2 separate regions of the Homo sapiens genome follow, and region 1 is linked to region 2. Evidence: chromatin contacts called from ENCODE Hi-C or POLR2A ChIA-PET data. All regions are on one chromosome and are shown on one strand. Each heading gives the region's core, a stretch centred on a gene start or an enhancer-like site at or near the end of the contact. The rest is flanking DNA. Distances are from core to core; before and after follow the strand shown. Region 1 holds the start of ZBTB9 (zinc finger and BTB domain containing 9). Region 2 holds the start of FKBPL (FKBP prolyl isomerase like).

What was found. Hi-C counts contacts between places; a loop is a spot of excess contacts on that map. ChIA-PET counts read pairs that join two places held with the same protein, here RNA polymerase II (POLR2A). Pooled maps may share reads with other maps.
Region 1: a pooled map shows a loop between it and region 2 (10-fold over the local background). The contact joins the promoter of ZBTB9 here to the promoter of FKBPL in region 2. A Hi-C loop is called at or near these places in 2 of 50 pooled maps. POLR2A ChIA-PET finds 5 or more read pairs at or near these places in 2 of 52 experiments (H1 and activated CD4-positive, alpha-beta T cell).

The regions. Positions count from the first base shown.
Region 1 is chr6:33,452,987-33,455,965 of GRCh38, reverse strand. It overlaps ZBTB9 (zinc finger and BTB domain containing 9), which reads right to left and starts at 1,390. Exons shown (of 2, transcript NM_152735.4): 1 at 1,191-1,390; 2 at 1-936. The coding sequence starts at 865. SYNGAP1 (synaptic Ras GTPase activating protein 1) reads right to left here. Exons shown (of 19, transcript NM_006772.3): 19 at 2,277-2,979. It overlaps SYNGAP1-AS1 (SYNGAP1 antisense RNA 1), which reads left to right and starts at 1,561. Exons shown (of 3, transcript NR_174954.1): 1 at 1,561-1,696.
Region 2 is chr6:32,128,804-32,132,143 of GRCh38, reverse strand. It overlaps FKBPL (FKBP prolyl isomerase like), which reads left to right and starts at 1,856. Exons shown (of 2, transcript NM_022110.4): 1 at 1,856-2,049; 2 at 2,290-3,340. The coding sequence starts at 2,364. RefSeq lists a silencer at 268-476 and a cis regulatory region at 192-639.

The DNA of each region.
Region 1 (2,979 bases), core at 141-2,640, 1.3 Mb before region 2:
GTTCCTGCTTAATGTAGAAGATTTTGGGGGGCAGTGCAGGAGGGGCAGGAAGCTCAAGTGGTGCACTCTCACCCTCTGGAAGCTTTCGGGGAGTAGCAGTCATGGGCAGTGGGTGGGGTCCATGAGGACGGGGAAAAACCCCTGATACTCTCTGGGGCTGAGGAGTCTGAGAGAGTGTGGCTGACCCCTGGTCCTCATCATCATCATCTTCCTCCTCCTCCTCTTCTTCTTCCACCTGAATTTGCAGCACTTCTCCCAGTTCACTTCCCTCCCCTCCCACAGGGCTCTCAGTGGAAGCAGGGCTTTCAGTAGAAGCAGAGGACTGTACTGGGGTCTGGAAAGGCGAAGAGCGAATGCACCAGCCTCCTGTAGAGGATGTAGTGGAAAGAAGGGCATGGTAGGAGTTTCCTCCACGGGCTGAAATTCCACCACCTGAAGTTTCTAATTCTCTAAGAATTTCTGAGCACTGATCTACTACCTGCCACATTTGAAGGCCACTGGCCACAAGGAGATGAGCAGGAAGAGCATCCAGTGGCAGGCGGAGACGCCCTGAATAAATGAGCTGGAGCAGCCCCTCGAAGGCATCGGCTTCAATGACACTCGGTAGAGTGAGACGAGGCGCATCCCCCAGAAGCAGCTTGTCATGGAAGTAAGGAGAGGCAGCAGCTAACACTGCTTTATGAGCCCTAAGTTCCCGGCCCTGCACCAGGAGGGACACATCACAGAACTTTCCCTCTAGCCTGTGGCGGTTCAGAGATTCCAGCAGAGACGAGCTATGCTGTGGGAACTCGATCTGGATTGTCCGTGGGGCTGGGTTGCAGGTCGGGGAGGCGGGTACAGGCGGCAAAGGTGTTGGGGTTTCCATGGCCTCCTCGAAGGTGACAAGAATTGGGAAGAGGAGAAGGGCTTGGGGGTAGACTCCACGCGGGATGAAGGCTGCAGAGGAAAAAGATGGAGGTCACAGAAGCCCTGGATAAAGGGAGCCACATCTTCTCAAACAACCCCCTCCCCACGAGCAATAACTGGAAACTTTTAAGTCAGTGGCGGTTTCTGCAAATCAGTCCCGCACACCAAGAAAGCAAAAACAAACAACAACAACAACCACCACCACTAAACACCAACAGGGGTTTTAACTTCCAGCCCCTGTGGAAGATAAGAAGGAGGTCCTTCAGCCACCAGCCTGCCTTCACCTGCCCAGAACAGCTCCTGCCCCGCCGCTCCGTTCCGCCTCACAGTGCCCACAGAGGTCTGCTCCCGGGAAGCCGCGGTCACCCGGACACCGCGAGTCCCGGCCCGATTGTCCTTCCCGCCGACACGCCCCCGCCGTTACACACGCGGCGCTGCCCTCGCAGTTACAGTGCCGCTACAGCTCCGTCCCAGACCGGAAGCCGCCGCCTCCCCGCCGGACACCGTCGCCAAGTGCGGCGGGCGGAGCTAGAGCCGTAGCCAATCGAGGAACGGCAGCCTACAAGCCTCGTGTTGATTGGCTACTGCAGACGAGGAGGGCGGTGCTAGTAGGAGGGCACAGGCCCAGGGTGTCCTCGCAACGGGCGTCCCGGGGAGCTGCTGAAGTCCTCCCCGCTGCAGAGGACCGAGAGGCAGGGCCCGGGAGAGAACAGCCCGGTCGGAGGGGGTGGGCCGTCAGCCGCCCCGGAAAGCTGCGTTTCCCGGTGATTAAGTGTAGCACCCGCCCCCGGTAGGTCCTGAGAGGGGCGAGATTAGTTGGGTACTTACCATGTGGGCCTGGCACTTGCCCACATCACTTTGTGTCTTCCCACCGGCCCTGCGAGGGTGGGGGTTGCCGTCCTCAGTTTCCAGGCGGGGGAAACGGGCTGGAAGCGTCACTCAGCTAATAGTAGTGGACCTGGGACTGGAACTCAGATTTGCTAAGGAACCAGGCAGGTTCTTTCCTGTTTTCTGCACGGGAGCATTTTAACCAGCAATTAAAGAAACCTTATTTCTAGGTAATTTTTAAAAGAGATAAATGTGGATATATACATGAACTCTTTTATCAGATAACGCCGCTGTTCCTGGCCTCGGACTAAGTGACACAGTGGTGAGGGGAGAGTTAGATTGGAGAAGTTTGGCCGGTGCAAAACTCCTGCTCTAAAATATAAAAAATCTCATTGGGAGGGGAGAGTGACATTCTATGAGGAGAGTGTGGCATCAGGTGGGGATATACGGTTTTCCTCTCAGGCTGTCAGCTTCCTTTCAGAAAGCAGATCTTACCACCGTACAGGTCTGGAGAGCCCTGCCTAAGAAAGTCGGCACAGCGATAAAAGAACAATCTCCGTTTATTAAACATGTTTTTTTCTGTTTCACCACACACTCCAGAAAAAAAGGAAATGGGGCTGGGAGTGGAGAAAAGGGGACAGTGAGGGGGGATAGATAAGGCTGGGAGTGGGGTGGGGAGGGAGAACGAGAAAACAAAATAAAACAGGTAGGAAGAGCAACTCCCTACCCTTGAGGTGGTGGGTGGGGAGGGAAGCAGAGGGGCGGGGGGGGAGGGGGCCAGGAAGCTCTGTACAGAAGGGTTGCCCCCAGCCCACACACACACACCCCGGATATGTACAGTACAAACCCCAGATAATTACAACAGCCAAAGAAGAGAGAAGGAAGGTTGGGGAGGGTCCAGGGGTAGGGCCTGAGGTGGGGAAAGGGCACAGGGATAAAATTTCACATATTTACAACTTTTATATAAGTATAAATTTGGCCCCGGCTGGGTGTATGTGTAGGGGGATGGGACTGAAGGGGAACTGTCCATACAAAAGAAAGAGGAGTAGAGTCTAGGAGAGTCTCAATACCAAACGCAAAAGGATGAAGGGGGCAAGGCTGGGTAGGGGACAGCAGTCAGGGAAGAGGGGGTGCCAAGGAGGGGCTTCTCCCCTCCCATGGCCTACCCACCCCAAACCCCATCCATCCTACCTCCCCTATCCCGCCAGAAAACTATGTACAGAGAAACACCGAAAAATCGTGGAG
Region 2 (3,340 bases), core at 607-3,106:
TGAGATGGGATGATGGCTTGAGGCCAGGAGTTTGAGACCAGCCTGGTAAACACAGCAGACCCCATCTCTCTAAAAAAAAAAAAAAAAAAAGAAAAACATACGGTTTATGAACCAGCAGCATCTGCATTAACCAGCTTATTGAAATGCAGAATCACAGGCCCCACAACAGACTTCCTAAATCATAATCTGCAACTTAACAAGTTCCCTAGGTGATATGTATGCACACTTATGTTTGAAAAGCACTAAGATTTCTTGATGAAGGAGGACTTGAAAGGCAATGATGGATGTGAAAGGAAAGGTAAAGAGAAGCCTCAGGTAGTCACCCAAGGGACAGGGCCGGTTGGAGAGAGAGTCCCGAGGTTTTATCCTGGAGAACACCCTGTACTGAATGAGCTCTGAACATAAAGATAGTTAGCATAGGAGGGCCTGAAGTCTCCAGATAAAAGGCTGCTGCCACTATCATTTACCACGACCTCTGCCATTCTCCACTCTATTGTCATCCGCCCCCAGTCTCCATTCCAGGACTTCTCTACACTTTGACTTTTTGTTTGTTTGTTTGTTTGTTTGAGACGGAGTCTTGCGCTGTCGCCCAGGCTGGAGCGCAGTGGCACGATCTTGGCTCACCGCAAGCTCCGCCTTCCGGGTTCATGCCATTCTCCTGCCTCAGCCTCCCGGGTAGCTGGGACTATAGGTGCCCGCCACCACGCCCAGCTAATTTTTTGTATTTTTAGTAGAGACGGGGTTTCACCATGTTGTCCAGGCTGGTCTCGAACCCCTGACCTCAAGTGATCCCCCCGCCGCCCCGCCCCCTCCCCCCGCCCCGCCCCCCCCCGCCGCCTCGGCCTCCCAAATTGCTGGGATTACAGGCGTGCGCGATGCCCGGCTTTTTATTTATTTATTTATTTATTTTTGAGGCGGGAATCTTGCTCTGTCGCCAGGCTGGATTGCAGTGGCACCATCTCGGCTCACTGCAACCTCCGACTCCCTGGTTCAAGCGATTCTCCCACCTCAGCCTCCCAAGTAGCTGGGATTACAGGCACACGCCACCATGCCCAGCTAACTTTTTGTATTTTTAGTAGAGACGAGATTTCACCATGTTGCCAGGATGGTCTCGATCACCTGACCTCGTGATCCGCCCACCTCAGCCTCCCAGAGTCTCAGTTGCCAAAGCTGGAGTGCAATGGCGCGATCTCGGCTCACTGCAACCTCCGCTTCCCAGGTAAGCCATTCTCCTGCCTCAGCCTCCTGGGTAGCTGGGATATAGGCGCCCGCCATCACGCCGAGCTATTTTTGCATTTTTAGTAGAGACGGGGTTTCACCATGTTGGCCAGGCTGGTCTTGAACTCCTGACCTCAACCTCCCAAAGTGCTGGGATTACAGGCGTGAGCCACCGCGCCCGGCCCACCTTTTTTTTTTTTTTTTTTTTTTTTTTTTGTTTGAGACGGAGTCTCTAGTCTCGCTCTGTCGCCCAGGCTGGAGTGCAATGGTGTGATCTCGGCTCACTGCAACGTCTGTCTCCCGGGTTCAAGCGATTCTCCTGTTTCAGCCTTCCGAGTAGTTGGGATTACAGGCGCGCGCCACCATGACCTACTAATTTTTGTATTTTTAGTAGAGACAGGGTCTCACCATGTTGGCCCACTTTGACTCTTGAGCAGCCTGGCCAGCCCGACCGCGCCAAATTCTGTTCGATTCTGCCTAGTTCGGTTGCTCTGGCCTAGTTCAGTTGCTAAGGCCTGGAGCTTCATGGTTGCGGAGGAAATGATGTCACGTTCAATAGGCGGGCTAACCAGATTCCTCCCTTCTCCCGATTGGCTGCCAGGAATTTGACTAGATTCGGAGTCTCGCGGGCTCCAGGGTTAGTTGTCAGTATCTTTCCCAGTTGTTCCGCCCCCTACCCCCGCCTCCCGCACCGCGCCCCTCTCCGGCTGCCCTCTCCGCGTGGGGCAAGGCTCCGAGGGCAGCATTCAGTAGCCATTTAGCTTTGGAAGGAGAGGTGATTCGAATGGCCCGGCTCCTCCTGTCACCATGCTAGGCACTTTGGCCGCGCAGGTACTTATTGACCCGACCGGGTGTCCGTAGTTGGCGCGGCTACCTTAACCGCAGGGAATTGTGGAATTTATAGTTCTAAATTATATGTGGGTGGAACGGGGAAGCTGGAGCAGATTTTTGGAGGAAAGCAAAACTGGGGACTTTCAGGACTAGGGGCCTGGGTCTCAGAAGAATGGGAAAGGACGAGAAAGGAGTCTAAATAAGAACCCTGCTATTAGCATTGTTTGGTTTTCTTTTCAGGTGCTGACCTGAACCTGGTTCATCCCTTTCTGACCAAAACTGTTCACTCACCGTGGAAGGGACTAAGCATCCATATGGAGACGCCACCAGTCAATACAATTGGAGAAAAGGACACCTCTCAGCCGCAACAAGAGTGGGAAAAGAACCTTCGGGAGAACCTTGATTCAGTTATTCAGATTAGGCAGCAGCCCCGAGACCCTCCTACCGAAACGCTTGAGCTGGAAGTAAGCCCAGATCCAGCCAGCCAAATTCTAGAGCATACTCAAGGAGCTGAAAAACTGGTTGCTGAACTTGAAGGAGACTCTCATAAGTCTCATGGATCAACCAGTCAGATGCCAGAGGCCCTTCAAGCTTCTGATCTCTGGTACTGCCCCGATGGGAGCTTTGTCAAGAAGATCGTAATCCGTGGCCATGGCTTGGACAAACCCAAACTAGGCTCCTGCTGCCGGGTACTGGCTTTGGGGTTTCCTTTCGGATCAGGGCCGCCAGAGGGCTGGACAGAGCTAACTATGGGCGTAGGGCCATGGAGGGAGGAAACTTGGGGGGAGCTCATAGAGAAATGCTTGGAGTCCATGTGTCAAGGTGAGGAAGCAGAGCTTCAGCTGCCTGGGCACTCTGGACCTCCTGTCAGGCTCACACTGGCATCCTTCACTCAAGGCCGAGACTCCTGGGAGCTGGAGACTAGCGAGAAGGAAGCCCTGGCCAGGGAAGAACGTGCAAGGGGCACAGAACTATTTCGAGCTGGGAACCCTGAAGGAGCTGCCCGATGCTATGGACGGGCTCTTCGGCTGCTCCTGACTTTACCCCCACCTGGCCCTCCAGAACGAACTGTCCTTCATGCCAATCTGGCTGCCTGTCAGTTGTTGCTAGGGCAGCCTCAGTTGGCAGCCCAGAGCTGTGACCGGGTGTTGGAGCGGGAGCCTGGCCATTTAAAGGCCTTATACCGAAGGGGGGTTGCCCAGGCTGCCCTTGGGAACCTGGAAAAAGCAACTGCTGACCTCAAGAAGGTGCTGGCGATAGATCCCAAAAACCGGGCAGCCCAGGAGGAACT